3 separate regions of the Mus musculus genome follow, and all the other regions are linked to region 2. The links are chromatin loops, found by intact Hi-C in ENCODE. Cell type or tissue: gastrocnemius. All regions are shown on one strand.

Region 1 (8,000 bases), 63 kb after region 2:
GCGAAGCTCTGGAAGGCCTTACTAATAGGCATTTCTGTACGTGACAGGAATGAGCCTCACTAAGAGAGCTCTGAATTCAGAGACTGTTCATACTGGCTAAGGAAAACTCAGGCAGTGCCACATTCAGCATGAGCACTGAAATAAGAAAATGGAAATCACAGTTCCACTTCAGGTTCTTCTAATCACCCACTCCCTTCTAAGCCTCAACTCAACTGCAAAGTAGGAGGTTTCAGCTATGTAGCTTTAAGATGCTAAGGTGCTTCTGACTTGCAGTGAATTCTGACATCCACTTCTTGTCAGGAAAGGCAAATGAAAAGCACTATGGATAAGTTACAGAGATTAGCCACAGAGCTTCGTGAGTATACATGTTCTTTCACATGCTCATAGTGGAAAACTGGTCTGACAGAAATACAAAATTAGAACCAGGTAAAAAGGAAAGTGCATTCACATGCCATGAGGATTGAATAAATGCTTATGTAACCAATGCTACTAAGAATTTGCCCTTACTATGAAAAACAAAGTATTAACAAGAGAGACTCACAAGACATGATGTGCAAAATGTTCTGAAGTCCAGAGAGCCAGTCTCTGCTAGGGTGACGATATTCTGAAAGACAAACACCTGGCCTTAGGGTGCATTTAACTGGGCAGTGCTATCCACAGTTATGTGCCATTTGCACAGCTTTTATGCCACCTCCAGCTTCGGAAGTAGCCGGAATAGCAATGTGGAATACTCTCAACCCAGTCACTCCATTCTTGAAATAATGTAACTTTTCAAGGTGTTCTTTTAGGCAGTGGCCAAGAAGTCTGACTGCTAAAGATTATTCTTCCATACCCCTTTACCACCTTCTCACAAATGGCAGTTACAGCTTGCTGGGGCAAAGAAAGAAACACAGACACAGACACAGACACACACACACCCGACTCATGAAGGATAAGCACCCAAACGGAAAGCCGCAAGCACAGGCCTCGCTCGCTCGCTCGGCCTTCCAGGACAGGCCTTTGGTGGTGGAAGACAAGGTTCTCCCTAACTTCTAAACTCCAGAAACAGATGCAAAGAGGCCATGTCTCTGGCAATTTCACACATGAGGAGGAAAAGGTACCGCCTCAGCTATTAGGAAGCAGGAACCTGATAAGGTACATTCTCATCACTTGGACATGCAGGCAGGCATTCAAGACTAAAATTGTAATGAAGAGGGAGATCTGACAAGTCTAATAAAACTCAAGTCTAGTAAAGATTGATGAGGGATCACTTTTTACAGAAAATAGGTGTTTCTAAAAAGACTTGTATACAAATGACAAAGTGTAACTGTGTAGAAATCTCATTTTGATGATCTAATCTGCCCACATTTTATGTTGTACCTATTAAGTAGCAGACACTATAGATGCAGCTGTGCCAAAGGCCAGCATGGCTGCATCTCTCAGAAAAACACAACAGAAGAAGACTCACCACTTTCCTCTCTTCCTCCGAAGCCTTAGTGAAGCCTGGATCAGTTGCCCAAGTCTTGTAGAAAAAATAGAGAAAGGCCATGATGCTGAAAATAAAAGCAAAATACAAAGGGCTACCTGCTGTATGTTAAAGCCATGTTAAGGAACACAGCCGATCTCTACTGAGAAAAGCATCATGTGTGAAGCAAGCAAATGTTACCATTGTCCCCATGAACCTCTCTCTCCTGCATCCCACCCCTGACTTCCCTATGTACACACACCACCCAAAGCGTCCCTCTTCCATGTTCTGATCCTACAGAGTCTGCTCCTGGTTAGTCAGTAACTAGTGCTTCATCATTGTTGAAGCCCATTTTAAATACTAAAGAAAACCAGCAACCATTCTGAAAACTGAAAAAAAAAAAAAAACCATCTAAGCCTTCCAAATATAAGTTCTTCAGGTGTAACTGTGGCTTTCCTCAGACCATCCAGAAACACATTCTTTGCTCTTTCTCACAAGACAATTCAAAGAAATGCACTTGGGTCTGAGATTTCAATGCACTTTCCCTGTAAAGTAGATAAATGCTTACATGAGTTTCTTCCTAGACTTTAGTAATCTGCCCTTGTAACTGTTCTAAATTAGAAACTGTCCTCCTGATGGCCAGATGGCGACGAAAATGAATAGAAATCTGCAATTGACAGGGCCGAGGAGGTAGGGGGCATCTCCAGGAAGAGACAGAGACCTGGGATATGGGAGGTACCCAAGAATCAATGGGGGTGACTTTAGCTGTGATTCACAGCACTGGGGATATGGAAACTGGAAAGGTCACTGCCTGTACCCAGGCAGGAACTCCAACGGAGCGATAGGGAAATCAACCCATCCACAAAACTTTCAACCCAGAATGTATCCTATCTATAAGAAATGCAGGGGCTGGGGTGTGTTTTAAGACAACGAGTAAAGTGAGGTGGGGATAAAGCAGACCATGCTGGGGAAAATGAGACCATACCATTATGGTCATGTCTGTATTTCTGAACCTTTTCTATTAAGATAGCAAATTCTTCTGACCTTTTCCTCACAGGTACCAAACTTGCACCATGGTGTGAAACACTGGCAGTCCTCCTTCTTCTGTTTCCTATCTAGGGTTTAGATATAATGTCTATTATGCTTGCAGAAAGGAGTCTAGCAAGGATGTCCTCTGAGAGGCTCCACGCAGCAGCTGACTTAAAGACAGATGCAGATATCCACAGCCAAACAGTGGATGGAGCTTGGGGACTTTTATGGAAGAATAGAAGGAAGATGGCCTTGATGTGCCTGGGTAGGGGATACCCATGCAGCGAGAAGGGGAAGAGGGATGGAGGGAAAGAATGTGGGAGGGGGTGGCTGGGAGGGGAAGTGAGTGGGATGTAAAGTGAGTAAGTAAAAGAAAATACTAATTCATAAAAAACAAACAAACAAACAAAAATAAACCCACTGCCCTCTTTGAACATTATATCCTATTTGGGAAAAGCTGTTAATATGAGTATATTAATTCTGAAAAAGATTATAAGGATTAAAAACTGTCCACTTTAAAATGTTTTTAAAGTGGTACTTTTTAAAGTTACAAAGTACCATTTTGCTCCAGAGAAGAAATGAGTGTGCAGTAATAAGTCAATGAGACAGTAGTAAGCCTGACTTTACCCAATGTAAATACTATTGGCCCAGCACAGTAAGTATTGCCTTACAAGGCGTTACTGAGCTACCTTCTACTAACTTCAGAGGCCATAAAACAGATGCTCAATTCTTACTACTCAAAGTTGGAAACTGAACTTTGAGCTGAATGTCAACACCTGGAAGGCTAAGGCAGGAGGTTTTTGAGTTGAAGCCAACTTGGGGTACAGAGGGAATTCTAGGCTAGTGTGAGCTGCTCTGTGTGGACACACACATTCCTGTACTACTACTAAATCAGAGTAGGACAGCTTTCTTGAAAGCTCAGTCATGAGTCACACCAACTCTCTTCCCTCTTTTGCTCCTTTTCTGGTGTAAGTGAGACCTAGGAGTTTGTGCTGGACTTGAACTCACTGTGGAGCCCAGGTCAGCCTCAAGCTTTCCATTCTCCTACCTCATCTCCCAAGTGCTGGAATCACAGGTCTGTATATCAGCACAGCAAGCTCCTCAGATTATTTGCTATTTGACCTAAAAACTAAGTCTTATCTATAGCTGACTCTGAAATCATATAGGGCTTTACACCTACCTATCTAGCACTTAGACTTAAGTATAGCCAGGACCATAAAGGAAGCACTCAGTGGCTCATCATTTCTTACCAAATCTTAATTGTAGTCATTACTAAGGCTCATTTCTTTCATCCAGTCCTTCTCATAAAATCCAAATACATTACTTACTGCACACATGAAAGAACCTAAGAAAACAATCACTGAGTTGTCCCTAAAACACAAAGTATTATTTATAAATGCCAATTATGTAGTGAGGACTGTATACAGCTCTTTATACATCATAGCATAGTAATTCTTGCAGCTTCCTCAAGAGTTTGGTACTATTGCCCCCTGACAGAAAAACAGACTTGGTGACGTTAAGTAACTTGCCCAATGGCACATTAACATAAAGAAAAGGTCATCTTTGTTAGTGATTATCCCTGCCTATCTTGTGAGAGCCTTGGGTTCAAATCCCTGACAGGAAGGAAAGCCAGCCTTTACACTGGGAGCAGTAGTACATGCCTGTAATTCTAACACTCAGGAGAGTTATCTGAATCTCAGTGAATTTGGGGCCAGCTTGGCCAAAACAGTAAGTTCCAGGGTAGCCAGCACCACAAAGTGAGATCTCATCTGCAACAACGAAATAAGAAAAAGGTCCTGAAATTTAGAACCAAGACAACATGCTTCCAGAGTGTTCTTCACCCTTTTCCCATAAGAGATCACTGGCTATGGGACAGAAGCCCAGGACCAATCCTAATTGGCAGCCTGAGAAAGGCAAGTCTAAATATTTGGGCTATGTCTTTACAGGCAAAACAGCAGCTGACCCACAGGGCAGTTCTAGCAGCATGTAACACTAGCCTTGAGTGAGCTGTGCCATCTACTGGCTTGCATGCCTTCACTCTAGCATGGGAGTTCCTCCTGACACTTAAGATTCTATCTAGCTATGAAAATCAATTTTTCTAACTTAAGTACCAAGCACTTCCTAGTTTACAGTCAAGTGAGAATTTCTGCAAATGAGGTTAATAAATGATGGGATTTTATGTCTTGTTAATTTTTGATTCTGCAAAATCAAAATAATCTGATGTATAAAATCTAGAATAACTGAAGTTGCTTATACTTACCTATAATTTCAAAAATTGTTCAGTGACATAAAAATACCAATCATCCCTTTTCAATACAATGTCCCCTGTCCTAGCTTCTATGAAAACTGAGTCACCTATAAATGATCTGATAGGAACTGTGGTAGCCTTCAGTGGTAATAAGAAAGCTGGTGTTCATTAAAACAACCACCAAATCAGTAATTACAGGACAAAGGTTAGAGATATTTTCTTTTAAGCCCAGTGATATCTATACTACTTATGCTTTCATTTAGGTTAAAGGAAAATAAGCCATATTAGAAACAAAGGTTGGAATTAATTAAACAGTTAAACAGTATTAAAGCAAAAACAGGCACAATGGCTATAGATGTGTGCACTCTGAAAACTCATATGCCATCCTCTTCGTTCCTATGGGAAAGATCCTTATATCTCTCTTATGTATTTCCTCGATAAACACCCTCTTCTTTTCAGAAATACCATTATCAGAAAGAGACGCAGAACATAGAAAGTAAGGCAATAAGCTAAGAAGCATACTTCTTCCCCATCACATTTCTTCTTGTCATATAAGCAAAGCAGTGTTACAACAGCTTCATAGCAAGGACAAAGAAGGAAGTCTGGAAAGCGATGAAGACTGGACATGTGTATGCTGTTACAAATGGATATAATATTTTGTTGTGTTTTGGTTTTTGGAGATAGGGTTTCTCAGTGTAACCATCCCTGGCTATCCTGGACTCGATTTGTAGTCCAGGCTGGCTTAGAACTCCCGGATATCTGCCTGCCTCTGCCTCCTGAGTGCTGGGATTAAAGGTATGTGCCACCATGCCCAGTTGGCATTAATGATTTTTGAAAGTAAAACAAGATATGCATTTCATCTAAGCTTAAAGGATATCAGGAAAGAATAAGATGAACCAAGTCATAAATATCCAAAAAATGGAACTTAGCAGAAAGACTGTCGGTAAGTACACAAGGTTCTTATAGCCAACCAAAAACCTGTAAAGAAAAGGGTAGAGCATGTTAGTGAAGTAAGGCACTGGTATGATTCATGTTAATTCTTCTAATTCTCCAATAACAATGACAGTTACACCAGCAGCAGCTTTCTCCCCTGACTGTCAGTTTATTCTTGCACATGAGAAAACTGTACAATAACCTTCCAAAAGTACACATTCCAGTTCCTCTAAGTTACTAATAACTATTTCATTCGTAGAAACAATATATTTTCAACGAATAGTTTATATTTCTATTGTGACAAATCATATTTTTCATATAATTTTTAAATATACCAAAATATACAAATGTAAATAGAAATTCACCTTCACTTGTAAGCAAGTTTTTGTCAAGAACTGTTTGTGAAACAGCAGGTGTACAGAACCTTAGCACTCTGACTCTGAGCTGGTGTCAGAAGCAGAAAGGACATGAAAATACACAACAGCTAAAAGGACAGTAGTCACCACACACTAACAACCTTACTGCTACAACAAGCAGCCTGAGGATTGCGTAACTGTTCAAAAGGTCAGTACTATAGTTTCAAAAGTAAAACACAGAAATGCCTTCCATATCAAACTCAATATAGTCACCTTATAAACAAATACATTTTACCCAGATACATCTTTTTTTTTAATTAGATATTTTCTTTATTTACATTTCAAATGTTATCCCCTTTCCTAGTTTCCCCTCCGAAAATCCCCTATCCCTCCCCCCCTCGCCCTGCTCCCCAACCCACCCACTCCCATTCCTGGACCTGGCATTCCCCTATATTGGGGCATTTAACTTTCACAGGACCTAGGGTTTCTCCTCCCACTGATGACCGACTAGGCCATCCTCTGCTACATATACAGGTAGAGCCACAAGTTCCACCATGTGTTTTTTTGATTGGTGGTTTAGGAGCTCTGGAGGTACTGGTTAGTTCTTTGATGTTTCTTCTATGGGGCTTCAGACCCCTTCAGCTCCTTGGGTACATTCTCTAGCTCCTTCATTGGGGACTTGTGCTCTGTCCAATGGATGACTGTGAGCATCCACTTCTGTATTTGTAAGGCACTGGCAGAGCCCCTCAGGAGACAGCTATGTCAGGCTCCTGTCAGCAGGCTCTTGTTGGCATCTGCCATAGTGTCTACCCAGATATATCTTAAAATTGCCATCAGAAATGGCTAGTGGTGGATTTTAAAAAAGAGTGGAAAGGAAGGCAAAGGTTGGTAACTAGTACCTATGACAGGAGCATTTAAATTGTTTAGTTCAAAGAAAAAAAATGCATGAGGACCATAGCCATAATTAAGATAAAAGCATATCTAAGAAGAACCAAGGACCTCAACTTGGCACCAGGTACATGCTACAATAGGAAAAAATGGAGTCTGTCTGTGCAAACTCCATGTCTGAACTAAGATTTTATAGGGAAAAGGAGGGCACTTGGTCTAATTAAATGGTTCAATGAATTCCCAATCTATAAGAGCTTGCTATTTGTGACAGGTGTCACATAGCAGTCTGGATCAAGAAGCTTAACAAGAATATGATGTAGGAATTGATCTGCCTGAGTGCTATGTGGGTACACTATAGGAATGAAGGCAGGAGACCAGGTAGGAGGCTTGGCAGGATAAATGTTGGGAGCGAAGGTAAGGGGAAAACCAAGGATGCAAGGGACTCAAGGATGACACCCACACTCATGCGGGGCTGACACCTTGTCAATAAGGCAGGGAAGAGACTGCAATATGAGAGGATTGATTACAAGTACAGACCACACACCAGATACTGTTCTAAGCATTTACACGTATTAGCCATGAACTGGCTATTATTGCAATTATACTCACTTACAGATGAAGAAACTGAGGCACAGAGAGAAAGAACAGCTTGTCTGAGATCAGACTGGTATGTATAAAGGCTAAACCTGGATCCAGGTCGTATGATTCATCAGTATAATCATGCACATTTCTCTGTGTGTTAGCTTTAAAGAAAACTACAATGTATTTACAGTGTCATTACCTCCCCTCATTATAATCAGGCCGCTTTACCGAAAAACAGTCAAATAGAAAAATAACTAGTGTAAAATGAATTTAGAGATAGACGAGGAAGAAAATTGTAAAAAAGTGGGCAAATGCTTCAAGATATAAAATGGTTAGAGAACTCTCTTCATTGCTGACAAACTGAATGATATAATATGTGGCCCACATTATTTACTTTCCATCAATTGTCAGTTCAACCACACTACTGAATTGAACAATTGGCTTTCAGCCCAAAGCTATGCCACCAAACCCTTTCTCCCTACCACCCTGAGGATGCTGTCACATGGTTCAGTAATATTTA
Region 2 (8,000 bases):
TTTGTCATTTTTTGTTTGTTTCCGGGGGCTCTTGTGTACGTGAATCATTTTCATCAGCTCTTAATTCTTGCTTTACTTTTTTTCCTTTTAAGGATAGTAAAAAACTTTAATCGATTGGACTACTTAAACCACTGGAACTTGGGGAGGAACTTCAGATTTTTCGTTTTTAAAGACACACTAAATGTATGAGGAATTGACAAAATGGAGAACCAAAAGGTATTTTTAAAGTCCAGTCTATACTGTTGCAATGTCAAATGAAGTATCATCCTGAGTTTTTCGTTAATAAGTTTTCTTAAATTTTTCGTTTGATAGTCACGAATGCTGTATCCTTTTGGTTAACTTTTACAGAAATCCAGAAGGAAATTTTAATTTTTGAAGAGGAATAGGGTTGTCCAGGGTTAAAGTAACCTTTTTGTTTCAAAAGTTTAATATAAATTTAATATATATGGAAAAAGCTTTGGGGTTTTTTCTGTGCTTAAAAAATTATGTATATGTTATTTACATGAACCATTGGAATTCACAAAGGTCATAATTTGATACTGGATTTCTTTGTAAGATAACATTTTAAAATGTCAGCCCTTTAACCTACTGGGCCTCCAAATGCTGTTCCTGACAGATCTCCTGGAAGCATTTAGATGTTAGCTCAATGCTGTCCTTGGCAGTGTTCACTGAAACCCCACCCTTGGATCAGCACCTCCTGAGGGCACCATACTGAACTGAAAATTCAGGTGCCAGCCCCATGTGACCTCCCTCTGCCTCGCATCATCGTCTGCTAAGTAGCAGATTCAGCAGAAATACACACTGAGCCCTTAGTTTCATGGTTGTAATAGAGGATTGTTAACCCGGGCTCCCAAAGTTACTGAGGAAACAGTGTATCTCTGTTCTCTGAGTTGTTGCCTTCCAAATCCCTTTCTTTAAGAATGGTGTACTGCCTGGTGTCTAAAAGTGAAGGGGGCCCAGTCTCTACTATCTATATGAATTGCTCTTAACTTACCAGTGTAGGTAAGTGCTAACTTACCATAGCAGAAACTAGCTCTGAGGCCTTAAATGGCTAACCTTACTTCCCTTGGTCCCATTTTCTGCATCTGTGCCTCAAGCGTTGATGTTGAAAGCAAATTTTTCTGGTCAGAAGTCCTGCTGGTAGGCGGGAGGCCCTAACCGTAAGGGCACCCTCACCTTGGCTGCTTGAGCCTGTTCCTGGTATATCAATGAGCAACCACTGCTCACAGCCACTCCACTGGGTGGGGCCTGGTGTGGGTCCTGAAAGCCTTTACCTGATGTCTCATTAGTAGGAATTTAGGAATTTAGAAGTGATCAGTTACTTAGAGTGATTGGTTCTAGTAAGGAAAGGGAAGGGACTGAGCTCTAAGCTATCTTTACAGCCCTCCTTTCTCAAAATAGAATTTAAAAATAAAACCTGTAGTTAATGTTATTTATTTATTAATGTAAATTCTTAGATCACATGGTGAAGACATTTAGATCCATAGTATCTACCAAGTTAAAAGTGGGAAGTTTAACTATTAAATTTACCGTAGTAGCAGGGGACATGCCTGTAATCACAACAGAGGCAGAGGCAGGAGGATTGTTAATTTAGGGTCAGCTTGTTACTACATAGTAAGTTCCAGACTGGTTGGAATGTATAGTGAGACCTTGTCTCAAGCAAAAAAGGAAAATACTGTCCAGAGATCACTGTGATATTCTTAACCTACTTGGTCAATATGAAAGGCAGAAAGCCTTTCTGCTAGGTTCTGTTTTACAATGAACTCAGTTATTAATTCCTCTTAAACCAGGAAAACCTCTTTTCTGAGCCACATAAAAGGGGACTGATGAAAAGCCCCCTGCATCCGTCCTCGAAGGCCAACATGGTGTTGGCTGAGATCCAGCCTGACTTGGGCCCTCTAACCACACCAACCAAGCCCAAGGAAGTCTCCCAAGGAGAGCCATGGACACCCACAGCCAACCTGAAAATGCTCATCAGCGCCGTGAGCCCCGAGATCCGAAGTCGAGATCAGAAAAGGGGCCTGTCTGACAACCGAAGTGCATTACCTGAAGCTAGAGACTGTTTGCACGTAGGTTTACAGGGAGGCTGGGTGGCGTTTGGGGGCTTGTGGATGAAGGGACGGTCAGTGTGGAGCCCGGAGCTGTTGGAAGGCTGTTGACCTGCTGAACATGGGAAGAGTTTGTAGCTTTGGAGCACAACACCGGGAATTGTACTCTATGAGTGATCTTTATCCCAGGCCTTAAGACCATTCCTATTCCCCTCCCACTTTGTTGCAGCTGTTCAAACCGCGTGCATGTGTGGGTAAGAGGAGTTAGTCATCTAGCACAGAGGCCCCCCAATAAATCTGTCATGCTCTATTCCAGAATGAGACATTATTTACCTTTCCCTCTGCAGGAACACTTATCAGGAGACGAATTTGAGAAATCCCAGCCGAGTCGGAAGGAGAAGAGCTTGGGGTTGCTATGCCACAAATTCCTAGCGCGGTACCCCAAGTACCCCAACCCTGCTGTGAATAACGACATCTGCCTGGACGAGGTGGCCGAGGAGCTCAGTACGTATGCCAGTTGCCAGGATGGTTAATGATTAGAGTGAGTCTGTGGACTTAACTCTTTTCAATCTGAGCTCATATAGTCACACTATCACAGATTCAGATAAGACCGTGTGGGAATTCAAAGCCTCACAAGTCCTGTTAATTTGAGCATAACTCGGTCTTGGAAGCAAACAAATGTCGGTGGAGAGTTTCTGGGTTCGGGTTGTCCCTGAAGCTGCACAGGAAGGAAATGGTGTTTTATGACTTGTTTCACAAACAGCTGCAGCTCTGGCATTCACCTTGACCCTGTCTGTCCCTGAGGAACTAGTGTATCCACAGGTGCATGAAGGGAAGATCTGCCTCTCTGCCATTTGAGACTGAGGATGGGTTAGGAGGCGGTTATTCTGTCTTTGGTATAAATTATGGGTGTCCTCTCTTTATCACTTGGTAAAGACCTGGTTCTAGAGCAGGAAAGGAGGCTAGCAGATAAAAAGCTTTGCGGTCGTTAAAATACGTTTTTGTGTGCATGTATAAGTATGGGTGTCTATGTGTGTTCCTGTGTGCACAGGGCCAGAGGCCAACTTTGGATATCTTTCCTTAGGAACCTTGGTTTCTGAGAACAAGGAATCTCACTGGGACCTGGGGCTCACCAATTCATCGAGGTTGGCTTTTCAGATGGGTGCTGTGGATCAAACTCAGGCTAGCACTCTCCCAGTGGAGACATGTCCCCAGCCGGAAAGTATCTTAGTCTCAACTTTGCAGTATATGCAGGATAGTGATTTAATGTGTAGTTTCACTCCATAAAGAAAAAGACCGCCTTTCTAAGCAGGAACATTAATACACTGCTTGGACCCACCTGCTCTTCATATACACTCTGTCTGGCTAGGTGATGTGTGTGTGTGTGTGTGTGTGTGTGTGTGTGTGTGTGTGTATGCAGGAGCTTGTATAGATCTGTAAACAGTAGAACCTATCTTCAGTAGAATAATGGTTACCAAGCAAAGGACATATGCGAGTTAGGCAATATTTGTTACAGAAAAGGGGCGGGGTTATCTAGAACATCATAAAAGGGCCAGGCATGTGGGAGCAGTGCTTTCTGACCATAAACTAAAGGCTCAGATCAGGCCTGGCTCTAATGCAGACATCCAGTCCAGGTCTTGTAAGAAGAGAAGCAGAGGCCTGTGAGGACTGGTGGGGAAGGGCTCCTGGTGTGTCTTTATGCTGGTTCTCAACTGGAAGTCACCAGGAACAGCAAGAAGCCACTAGGGGGAGCTCTATTAAGCACATTCCCAGAAAGGATAGATTCTGTCCCGGAGTGAAATGAAATCAATAGTGAAGGTACATTTCTGAAATAAGCAGAATCTCACCATGCAGAACACTGAAACCCTCTCTGGATTTACAAGAGCCGTAGAATTGCTAATCTTGGCGTCACTGGTGATAGGTGGAACGTGGACCAAATTAGATCCCAAAGAAATGTAACTTTCTGTTCTTTCATTTTGGTTTCTGAGAAATGACATCATGGAGTTTATACTTTTTTGAAATCTCAGCAGTTTTAAAGGAAGTGTGTGTGTGTGTGTGTGTGTGTGTGTGTGTGTGTGTGTGTGTTTGGTCTTAGAGACCAGAAAAAAATGTTGAATCCCTTGTAGCTGGAGTTACAAGTGGCTGTGAGCCGCCCACTATGGTACTAGGAACTGAACTCTGGTCTTCTGGTAGAGCAGCAAGCGCTCTTAACTATTAAGCCATCTCTCCCTCCATAAATCTCAGCACTTTGTGCCTGTGATATGACTGTGGCAGGTAGACGTGGGTAGTAGGAGGGGAATAAAGGAATGGGCTCAAAATTGTGGCAGTTAGACGATTAGAGGCTTGGTCTTCCCACTTCCCAGCTATCACTGAGGCAAGTCTGAACTTCTCTGCCTTCAACAGTAAAATACAGGTAACAATGGTCACCACACGCATTAGAATACAATTGTCCTGGATGATACAATCTAGATCCCTCCGTAGACGGTGACTGTAATTTAAATGAGCTCGGTTCTGTGAGAGAGCCATGCCTTTCTCCGCTCTACGGTGCTTGTGGTGTCTACTGTATTACTGCATTATTCAGATGTCCCTGCTGACTAGTAAGTAGGAAGAGTTACAGAGTACAGAGACACCCGTACTGCGAACACACAGTGAAAAGTCTGTGCCTTCTTGGCAGATGTTGAACGTCGGCGGATTTATGACATTGTGAATGTCCTAGAGAGCCTGCACATGGTGAGCCGCCTTGCCAAAAACAGGTACACTTGGCATGGCCGGCACAACCTCACCAAAACCCTCGGGACGCTGAAGAGTGTCGGGGAAGAGAACAAGTACGCTGAGCAGATCATGATGATCAAAAGGAAAGAATATGAGCAAGAGTTTGATTTTATCAAGAGCTGTGGCATAGAGGACCACGTGATCAAGTCACACACTGGCCAGAATGGGCATTCAGACATGTGCTTCGTAGAACTCCCTGGAGTAGAATTCCGGGCAGGTGAGAGGCGATATTGCATGGTGCTCCTTGTAGGTTGCAAAAAACAGATGCCACAGAGACTCCGGCGGCTACTCGGCAGCTGCCATAGCTTGTGTTGGGGTTGGGTTTGGTTTGATGAGACAGGTGTCTCTGTACTCGAGTCTGGCCTTGAGTTCCTGATGGTCCTCTCACTCTGCTCCCCCAGTATTAAGGATCTGGGCGTGTGCCGCCATGCCCAGCCACCACTGCAGCTGTTGGCTGTATGGTCCTAGTGGTGCTATTTTTAAGGCTTGTTACTTTGCCTCCTCGAATGTTAATTCCCTAATCCCCGTTCTTCTCCAAAGCTTCTGTAAACAGCCGCAAAGACAAGTCCTTACGCGTGATGAGCCAGAAGTTTGTGATGCTGTTCTTGGTGTCGACGCCTCAGATAGTGAGCCTGGAAATTGCTGCCAAGATTTTAATTGGGGAAGACCACGTGGAAGATCTGGATAAAAGCAAGTATAAAAGTAAGTGTCACAACTGCCCGGGAGGCCCGGGAACCATTCATGAACAACAGGACTCCACTTAACCGTTTGATCGGGCACCGAGCAGATTTCTGGGTACACGTCTATGTTTGATCTCTGCCCGCCTACCTCATCCCCACCCCTCCAGTGAGGCCACTGCTAACCGGTGGAATTCAGCAAGACATAGAACCTTCTTATGGTCTGGTGCTTTAGTGCCATCTGACACTGTGACTTGTCCCCATTTGACGTGGTTAGAAGCTCCCAGGACTCAAATGAGCAGTCCGTTGTCAAATAGCTCCAGCTTCGAGATCTCATCTCTCTACTAACGCTGATACGTGAGGGTAGAAGTCGTTTTCACTAAATTGTCCCCTGATGGTCTTGCAACACAGATGGCTTGCTACTTTGAAAGAGTTCTAGCCAGATGGCTGCTGTGAATTCAGCTGGTTCCTAACCAGCTCTCTCTTTCCATGATTGTGGCGGGCATTGAAGGAACCTCCACAGAAAAGGTGTGGAAAGGAGCCGAGCAGACAGGAGTGAGCTTCCTTCCACAGGCTTGTATCCACGGGAAGATGATGCAGACGTAGCTACTGGGGGAATCAATAAGGCAGAGCTGTCCCGAGAGCTTGTAGGTTGTCTGGGCCTTTGCCCTGAGATTGCCATATCCTGTAAAGCTCTATTAGTGTGTAGAAGTAAGTTAAAACATCCCTGGGTTGATAGTTCATCCACAAGACAGAATTAAGTAGAGAGTAAGGCACTAATACTGTCAGTGCTTGGAAAAAGTGTAATTTGAGGAGACACATCTTGATACTGCCAATGGGTCCCCTGCTTTTCTGAATCACCAGGGCTTTTCAACTCCACGCTGCCACTGGTCAGTCACAGCTTTGGAAGCTGTTCCAGGAACTACAAATGTGTCATTTGCCAAATCCTTGGGGGAATAAACACAGAGCAGGGCTGTGAAGCAGGAGACTCAATTTGTAACTCCGTACTCTGAACACTGACACAAGGCCAGACTTGTTAAAGGCAAAGTTTTTCAAGATCAGGGAGGTGTGTAGAGTCTTTGCATATTTTGCAGGGTTAGTATATATGTTTGTGGTATAGAACTTTGCAAGCTTATAATACTGTGTAAATCTCATTATAAACTATCATGGTTAGAAAAGCCATGCATTTCCAACTGCTCCATTTCTGATTCTTCCCGTTCTGACTCATGAGAAGACACCTAGGAATATGACATTTCACAAGCAGACCATCTCATCCAGTCACTTCCAACGGGAACCTAGTTACCACCGCCCTTTCAAAACTCAAGACCAGCAGTCACTCCTGAAAAATTTAAAACTCTTTTTTTTTGTTTTGTTTTAATTCAAGCAGTGTTGCTAGAAGCTATAGTTGTGTATATATATATATATATCATATTATAGTTATTGTTAGACTAACTTGAAAGGAGTCAGGAGTTTCTGCCTGGTGCTGGCAGGTAGCTCTTGGATACACCTGACTTTCTTAGGAGACAAAATCCTGTGGTCTTTCATTATTCTATTTAATGCTATACATGCTTTTTTTCACCCCCTCCCCTCAACCCCCAGCAAAAATTAGGAGGCTGTATGACATTGCTAATGTCCTGAGTAGCTTGGATCTTATCAAGAAAGTCCATGTTACAGAAGAAAGAGGTCGAAAACCAGCTTTTAAATGGACGGGCCCAGAAATCAGCCCAAACAACAGTGGTATGTATGCTGTTGTTGTTGTTTTTATTTATTGTTTGTCTTTTAAATCTAGAGGGATTCTCTCCCCTCCTCCCTACATAGCCCCACACGTGGGAAGACTATATGTAGATAATTGGAAAAGCAGTGCAAGATGAACACTCCCACAAAAGGTGGCTACCGTGACTTTGGGCGCACTTGCAGGGAGAGGTCCTTTGGAACAGGAATTTGAAATGAAGGCTCTGGAGCAATAGTGAGGACTGCGAAACCCAGGGCCACAATATTTTCATTAACGTTTATGCTTGGCCAGTGTCTTCTGTGGCTGTGCTCGTAGATCTATTGTGGGATGCATTTCTGAAGAGGGGACCCCCAAGTGGAGCAGGCATGAGGGCCACCAGCTTCCACCAGCTCTCACATTCCCCTGATGAGAAAGTAAACAAGACTTTATATACTACAAGAGAGGAAAATCAATAGTGAATGCACTCCGGCATTTCTCTGGTCTTGAGATACAGTCCGATCTCCATAGCCACCTGTTTAATATTGAAGGATTCAACCATAGAATGAAAACATTGCTTTGGTCTGTAGTGAATGTGTGCAGATGTTTTCCGGTCACTGCTCCCTAAAGAATATGCCGTGACAACTCTTCGTAAACATGGGCATTATGTTAGGCATTTCAAGTAACGAAGAGAAGACTCAGCATAGACTGGAGGCTGTGTTTAGCTTCTATACCACTGTACGTGAGGGGCTTGTGCTTCTGCAACTCTTGGCACGTAAGAGGCATTCTGGGACA
Region 3 (8,000 bases), 48 kb after region 2:
CAATCAGCATGGTAATCCCTCTGAAAACGCAAACCTAGCTCTTCTTGTGGTAGATATATAGTGGTGCCTGGCTGAGGGGAGGGTCACCCTGCCTCATCTGTATGCCTTCTTCTCTCCTCCTGACATTTGCTTCTGGTGTTGCAAGTCACTTAGCAACCACAGGAACTAAATTGATCCTTACAGCCCTGCCCCTCAACCTCTTCCACAATTCCTTGGTCCTGTGTGGAGATGGCAAAGCCTAGCTCCCTCCTGACACCTAGTAAAAAAAGGCCATACTAGGGAACAAAGTTAATTTGTCCTCAACTCTGCAGCATCTCTATTCTGCAGCTCAGAAGAACATCATCATCTAATGATGTTTGTGGTGGACAGAGAAAAGGAGAGAGTATGTGGGGTGTGTGTGTGTGTGAGGGGTAAAGAGGGATTGCTACTTGAGATGAGGTAACAGGTATGGCAGCACATACCTGTAATCCCCACCATGTGGAAGGCAGAAGCAAATAGATAGTAAGTTCAAGGCCGATAGGTTATACAACTGTCTCAAACAGATCCAAAAACCATAGATAAACTTTCTCCATGATGGCACAGGACAGGAATTCACGTGCTATTTGACAGCTATAGGAATGTGCACACACAAACATAAGTATATATGTATATATATAAAAATATATGTATATAGGTATGTATGTATATATATATATATATAATTTATGAACTTTACATTCCTATTGAAGCAGCCCCCTCTCCTCCTGGTCTCCCTCCCCCCATCTCCCCTTCCCTTCTCCTCTGAGAAGGGAGAGACCCCTCAGGGTATTACCCCACCTTGGTACATCAAGTCACAGCAGGACTAGGAACATTCTCTCCCATTGAGGCCAGACAAGGCAGTCCAGTTAGGGGAACTCGATTCAAGGTAGGCAACAGATTCAGAGATGGCCCCTGTTGTAGTTGTTGGGGACCCACCTGAAGATCAAGATGCACACCTGCTACAAATGTGTGGGGGCCTAGGTTGGAGGCCAAGGGTTCAGGTTAGTTGACTCTGTTGGTCTTTTTGTGGAGTTCCTCTTCCCTTCAGCTCCTTTAATCCTTCCCCAACTCGTCCCACAAGACTCCCAGGGCTCTGTCTAATATGTGGCTGTGGCTCTATGCATCCATTTCTAAAATCTCTCTCTCTCTCTCTCTCTCTCTCTCTCTCTCTCCAACTATGGACATAGATAGAGATATATTTGGGCTTGAAGGGTAATATGGGTGTGAAAAGGGGCATTCCAGGAACAGGAAACAGCAACCTCTTAGGAAGGACAGTATAGTACATTACAGGAGCTGCAAGCATTTCTCAGTGCCTCGTGGGTGTGGCAGCGCAGAAGGCTGGGCAGGTAATTCTAGCTGGTTTATGCAGAGTATTGTATAACAGAGTGTCAGTAACTCCGTGAAGTACAAAGACATAAACGAAGGTTATTAGCAAATCCAAATACAGCTTGGTTTCTTTAAAAGTTAAATTTACCCAAAGGTTACCACTGGCAAGTAAAAAGGATGATGTTCAGGCAGGACCTAAAATAGCAATGCTAATCAATCTATTCTCTCTTATCTTCTGGTTCACAGTTTGCTATGCCAAAAATTTTGGCCCCACAGGCATTGGGTTTGGAGGGCTTACACAGCAAGTGGAAAAGAAGGAGTGAAGCTGCCTGCTTTCTCACAGCCCTATCAGTCAACAGCAGTGCCACGTGATCCCACAGATGTAGTTTGTCCCCAACAGCCTCCTTTGTAGCTGGACAGCATTTCTCTTCAGAAGCAGTCATAGGCTGCACCGAAGTAACAAGAGACCACTGGGAATGTTATCTGCAACAGATGCTTCACTATTTACTATTCTTGGGATGGGAGAGACAATAAATGTTTTAGTGGTACCATCTCTATATTCGTCTTCTTTGCAGAGAGGAAGAGGGAGGGAGGGAGGGAGGGAGGGAGGGAGGGAGGGAGGGAGGGAGGAAGGGAGAGAGAGAGAACACTAGTTTTAAAAAACCATCTGCAAAAGATGAATTTCAGAGTTGGCCATGCAAAGGAAGATGATGTTCCAGTGTTTGGTACGGAAGGAAGCGTCCTCTCTTCCTCATAACTGAGGGAAGAGAAGAAAACAGGAGGAAATAGAAGCCATGAAAGCAGATTCTGAGAGGTAAAGCTAAGCTAAGAGAAGGACTGAAAGGCTGATCATTTAGTCCTATCCTGGGCTTTCCAAATGTGTGGAAACTGGCTTGCAAGACTTGGCCTATGATCCTGTTACAAATGACAAGATGATGGTTTCCTCTTATTCTACAATTCTTTGGGGTTCAGCAAGTTTCTCAAAACTCTTACATCAAATTGCTGGCCTCACTAATAAAACACAGCCAATTAAACACGTCTTTAATTCTTTGGTGGCTTGAATCTTTAAGCAACCACGACATTTTCCCTACCTCTCTGCAATTCCTTAATTACTTGGAAAGCAAATAAAAAAATATAAATCTCTTGATAAAAAGCTATGAACACTAGGCAAACCTATCAGTTTCTCTATGCTTCAAGTTCCAAGAAATGTTATCTTTAAAACAAGCAGTCATGTTAGGGTGGTGGCGCATGACTTTAATCACAGCACTTGGGAAGCAGAGGCAGACAAATCTGACTCTGGTCTACAGAGTGAGTCCCCTGACAGCCAGAGCTACAAAGAAAAACCCTGTCTCAAAAAACAAAACAACTCCCCCGCCCCAACCCAAACCCAAACAACAAAACTCAAGCAGCCATTTACCTTATGTGATGAGTCGGACAAGGATCTCTGGATTTTAAGAGCCATACACTATTTTGGCTTGCCAGACTCCAAGCCTGCCCAGGAGTCAGTCACATGTGTGCCATAACTGCAGGACAATGCAACTCCCTCTTTCTTGGCTGCAGTTCAGACACCAGCCCCACCAAGTATGTGTCCAGGAGATGAAGATAAAACTGTCACCCATTAGCTTTGGCCTGCCTCTTATCTTCTTGCCCCACTTCCCAAAGTCTCTTTGCTTTTGACTCAAGGGTAATTCTAGAACACATCTCTCCATTCTCATTTGGTTTAAGTATGAGTTCACTAGGGCTGCCGTAATAAAGTACAACAGACTGGGGGGCTCAACCATTTAGATCATTTCTCCTGTGCTAGAGGCTGAAAGTTCATGATCAAAGGGTCACCATGATTGGCTTCTTTTAAGTCTTACTACTTGGCTTATCCCGGCTACCTCCTGTCTTCACATGGTCTTCCTAGCCAATGTTGTCTATGTCCTAAAGCTGGCTTTTAATCCTTAGGACACCAGAGTGAATCAAGGTGTATATATCATATGGATATATGATCTGATCCAATCCTAATTACTTCTCTAAAGGCTTTGTCTCAAAATACACAATATTCTGAGAGATTAGACCAGAGGACTTAACATTCTGAGGAGGCAATTCCACCCAGTAAATAAAAGAGCCTATTATATACGGACCTTCACAAATTAGTCTCAGTCTGGTCCTTCAGTTTAGGCTTCACCCAACTTCCAGCTACACTCAGGTTTAAATCTGTCCTAACATGCCCTGCTCTCTGCCCACCATTTAGTGGGCTCTTTGCTGATGCTCTTCTTTCTGCTTGAAATTCCTGTAAAATGGAGCTCCCCTCCATCTTTATTCCTTAACCTAATGGTTTAACCTGGTAAACTACCACCCATCAACTCCAAGTCAAATGCCTGAGCAGATGAACCCACCTCTGAGCAGAATCTCTTTTTTTCTTTTTATTAGATATTTTATTTACACTTCAAATGTTATCCCTTTTTCCAGTTTCTCCCCTCCCCCTGCTTCTATGAGGGTGTTCCCTCACCCATTCAGCCACTCCTGCCTTCCTGCCCTGGCTTTCCCCTACATTGGGGCATTCATTGAACATTCACAGGACCAAAGGCCTCTCCTACCCACTGAAGGTCATCCTCTGCTACATATGTGGCTGGAGCTGCATGTGTACTCTTTGGTTGGTGGTTTAGTTCCTGCCGGGTCTGGTTGGTTGATAGTGTTGTTCTTCCTATGAGGTTGCAAACCCTTCAGCTCCTTGGGTCCTTTCTCTAGCTCCTCCATTGCTCTGTCCAATGGTTGGCTGTGTGCATCCACCTCTGTATTTGTCAGGCTCTGGCAGAGCCTCTCAGGAGACAGCTCTAACAGGCTCCTGTTGTCATGCACTTCTTGGCATCCACAATAGTGTCTGGATTTGGTACTTGACTTACCAAATTCAGTACAACCATGTTATTCTATTTCCTGTTGCTTTGGTGCCCATCCTGTCCTCTGTAAAGAGTACCATTCACAAGCAATCCCTTGATAGTGTCCACTGAGCCTCTTCTTGGCCTCTAAATTCTGATGTGCTATTTGCATTCCTGTGAACAGCTCCTAATGTTTGCTATATTACAGTACAGTTTCATGTATGTTAGCTTCCCCTCTGCCTTTTACAAAGCTCCATGATTACAATAGCTCAACAAGTCACTGTGGAATAACTCACAGATACATGAAATGCACTTTCCATCTGTGAAGACCTAGAATATGGAGGAAGGAGAGACCCTTGAAGAACTGACCAGTGGCCCAGAGTGACACTGGTACACAGAACAGCATCATTCTGGGGTGGACAGGCCATGAGGAGAAGCTTAGCTTTCCCCTGTGACAAGAACAGGGAGGAATCAGTGAGAAAAGTAACTGGGAGAGCCGTGCAATCTACAGCAAGAGTTAGGTGGATGCAGCATTCTCTCTGGAACAGGAAATCAGTAGATACAATCACTGACCGACTGATAATTAACTTCACTATGTCTCTCTCCCATCTTTCCAAGACTCTAAAGATGTGAAGCATTAGAAACTAAGTCTCAAGTATAAAAAAATGTTTTTATTAAGTGTGAAAGCAAAACAGATACATCTATTTAAATATTCTTTACATATTTATAGATACAACAAAGACAAATAACTTATCAAAAATTACAAGTTTAAAGAGTACTATTTTTAAAAAGCCAATATAGTATTTGAAAATACTTTATTTTATCCATAATCAGTGACTATTAGGTTTTTTTCAAAAGTAACTCATGTTCTTGGGGAAAATATTTTCATATGTTTTTAAAAGCTGCTTGCCAAATTGCTCAGTAACAGGCCATCTTTCTGGGTCTGACGGAAGGTCCACTCTTGCTGAAGACTGTATCCCTTATCCTTTGACCGTGGTAGCTGAATATCTCACTTCACTTTCAGCAATAAGAGCACCAGCATAAACAAAAACAAGTCAGAGTGCATTTTGAGGTGCTTTTTTTTTCATACAGAGCGAAGGACTTTCTCTTTGGCTGGGTGGAAAACCATGGTGTACTGGGATGTCCAATCTATGATGCAGGGCTTCACTAAGCCAAAGCAGCCACACTGAAAGAAATCTGCCAGGTTCTGTGTGAATCCGAGGCTGTGAAGAAAAGAAGAAAGGACAGCTCAGCATCTCTTGCGCTGATCCTGACAAGTGTCCACCCAAACCACAAGCATTCACTGAGTATCTGCAAACCCACACTCTCAGAGGACCTCTGCGAAGGTAAGAGGTGAGTGGCCAGAACCTTAAAGCTGAAACCTAGCTCCATCTGTGGACCCAAATTCCCACTGAGAGACCCTGACAGCAGGTCAACAAATCCAATATATGTTTCTCCATCACTTCTCCTCGCTCCCAGTCACTGCCATTACTAACCTTACTCCTTCCATTCTCACCGGACTTTATCTGAGAGCTCACATAGGCTAGAGCTGTAACTAGGAAGGTGGCCTTTTCCCAAGCTTCTGGATGATGTTCCTGTCCCAGTTCTTTCCAGTTTACCTGACACACTGAAGACTGTCTTGTCCCGTAGAACCCTTATACATCCACACCCTCTTACTTTCCAAACTTAACCCTTTCAAGATACCTCTCTGCTCAGAGGAGCCTATCCAACCTCTTCATTTATGTATTCAAGACCATACTCAATGACTCCTGCAAACCTCCCACTCCTATGTCAGCTGTTCTCCCATGATTGTGAGCTTTGCGCCTGGAACACTCTCTCACCCTTATCTCTGGCTGATTCTCAAGATCTAGCTGATATTCACATTCTTTTAGAGCCTCCAACTGTAATTGTCTTTGGCATCACTTTTTCTCCATCAAATTCCTGAAACAGTTCTTACTCCAGCACAGGGAATACTTAACTTTAATGCACTCACCTATGTTCTATCTTTTATGCTAAAGCCAATCTACACACAGCAAACTGTGTATGCACCCCTGGACCATCTGCTGTTAGAATGGCTCTCTCTACATGACTAACCTAACTGGAAAACGTCTTTTCAGGAAGAGGGCTGACTGAGTAACAGTGGGAAGACATGCTGGCAATCACAGGGTCAAGCTCAAGAAATATTACTGAATTTGCTAACAAGTGGGCAAAGAAGTAAGATCTTGATTTGGACAGGAATTTGGAGGTTAGTCTCAAAGTGACTCTAAGGTCTTTAGTTCCTTGGTCTCATGTTCTTATCCTTAGCAAATAAGGCTCAACTTTCACCTGTGCTGCTCCATGGACGTTTCTCTAGGCCTCAGCCTGCCCTCCCTCCTCTATCAGACCCTGCCTGATATACATCTCTTCTACCTCTATCACGAGACGCCTGTATTTTAAGAACGTTGGGATTAGAGGCATGCACGACCACCTCTGACCTGCTTCCAGACTTCAATAAAGCAAATATTCACCCCTTTAGCTTAACCACCAAGACACAGACTATGACTGCCAGTTTGAAGTGAGCATCACCAGCTTTACACCACTCTCCAGTCCTGAGCACAGCCATCTCCTCTCTCCGCTATAAATCCACACTGTAATCTCAAACCAGTCTGATTCCTTTGTCTAACCGCCAAACACTAAGAGCAGGCTTTGAAGCAGACTGCTCATGAGATACACAGTGAGTGCTCAATCTCGAGAGCTCTCCGTCACCTCTGCCATACGCCCAGCCTCCAAGACACTGATGTAGGTGGCAGGAGATAAGCTTCAAAGCCTGTCCTTTCACATGACAAGAGCAGAGTTCCTACCAAGCACTCTAATTTTCAAACTGGGAACAGGTTTTACAGAGCTCAAGTTCTAACGAGATATACTCCAAATCTAAAAATGCAGCTTTTCCCTGACCCAGGTGGGCACATTACAAAGAGAATAAAAGAATTTCTGGGGCTAGAAGGCCATGCGGAAGTTCTGGCAAAGCACACTACCTGATGCTTTCTACAGAGAACCCTGAGGCTGGCTTGTCAGACACATGCCAGCTTAACTATCTCACACTGACTCCTTGCCAGCAAGACACAACCTTGTGACACTTGGTTCAACTGGAGAATCCCCATCTTGGCAAAACTTCAAAGTAACTTATATTTGCACTGAGTCCAGTGGACTGAATTCCTGACCCCATTGGGCATATGACCTTATCACTTAAAACCTAACCTTGAGGCTTCCAAGAAAAAACGGGCTCCATTCCATGAGATAGGTTAGAAAATGGGACTGGGTCAGGAAATCAGTACCTGGGAATCTTCCAAAGACTTGGTGACCAGATCAGAATTTACTTACTTGTATGGTGTTTTCCTGAGGGACAATGTCTGTTTCATGTGCCTGCTTTGCTTTAAGAGGCTGATTCTCTCATGGGAGGTTAGGCCCAGAAATGCAATCTGAAAAAGATGGAATTATAAGAATTACAACATGGATTAAGAATTATAACATCATGGCTCTACTATTCTTGAAAGCGCATTATAAGATGGTGGCAACTGTTTAGTATTCTCACCCTCAGACTTCCAGCAAAAGATCACACTGAGGACAAAGAGTCACAACCTTACCCTGTATTTTACCATGTAAATATGGCTAGACTTATTGTCTGGATTTTATTAACACTCAAGAAAGCTCTGCACATTAACTTGGAATTATAAAAATATCTTTTCACTAATTCTTGTCATGTCTTATGGCCATATTTAGATTTCAACAGAAGAACACACATTTGTTGAACAACCG

The links. Hi-C counts contacts between places; a loop is a spot of excess contacts. Peaks named below come from ENCODE experiments on the same cell type or tissue, not always from the same donor. Only the 100,000 strongest peaks of a DNase experiment are listed, where the experiment ranks them.
Region 1: a loop joins it to region 2, with 4 times the contacts of the local background. A loop is called at or near these places in 18 of 42 quality-filtered maps.
Region 3: a loop joins it to region 2, with 2.1 times the contacts of the local background. A loop is called at or near these places in 14 of 42 quality-filtered maps.

Annotation. Positions count from the first base shown.
Region 1 is chr7:48,809,024-48,817,023 of GRCm38, reverse strand. It overlaps Zdhhc13 (zinc finger, DHHC domain containing 13), which reads right to left. Exons shown (of 17, transcript NM_028031.3): 10 at 5,599-5,699; 11 at 1,448-1,572; 12 at 542-604. Among named protein-coding and RNA genes, the nearest start is that of Zdhhc13, 24 kb to the right of the region's middle. In gastrocnemius, a CTCF peak has its summit at 4,498 (motif pointing left); no DNase peak of the experiment used is centred here.
Region 2 is chr7:48,872,494-48,880,493 of GRCm38, reverse strand. E2f8 (E2F transcription factor 8) reads left to right here. Exons shown (of 13, transcript NM_001013368.5): 2 at 93-216; 3 at 1,791-2,069; 4 at 2,396-2,552; 5 at 4,723-5,037; 6 at 5,361-5,522; 7 at 7,097-7,234. The coding sequence starts at 202. LOC115486422 (a long non-coding RNA gene) reads right to left here and starts at 2,453. Exons shown (of 3, transcript XR_882082.2): 1 at 2,382-2,453; 2 at 2,047-2,163. In gastrocnemius, no CTCF peak of the experiment used is centred here; DNase peaks (open chromatin) are centred at 1,898 and 3,772; H3K4me3 peaks cover 266 bases; H3K27ac peaks cover 306 bases.
Region 3 is chr7:48,824,297-48,832,296 of GRCm38, reverse strand. Zdhhc13 (zinc finger, DHHC domain containing 13) reads right to left here. Exons shown (of 17, transcript NM_028031.3): 16 at 7,566-7,663; 17 at 4,860-5,428. The coding sequence ends at 5,290. Csrp3 (cysteine and glycine-rich protein 3) reads left to right here. Exons shown (of 6, transcript NM_001198841.1): 6 at 1,591-1,899. The coding sequence ends at 1,667. Among named protein-coding and RNA genes, the nearest start is that of Csrp3, 20 kb to the left of the region's middle. In gastrocnemius, no CTCF peak of the experiment used is centred here; no DNase peak of the experiment used is centred here.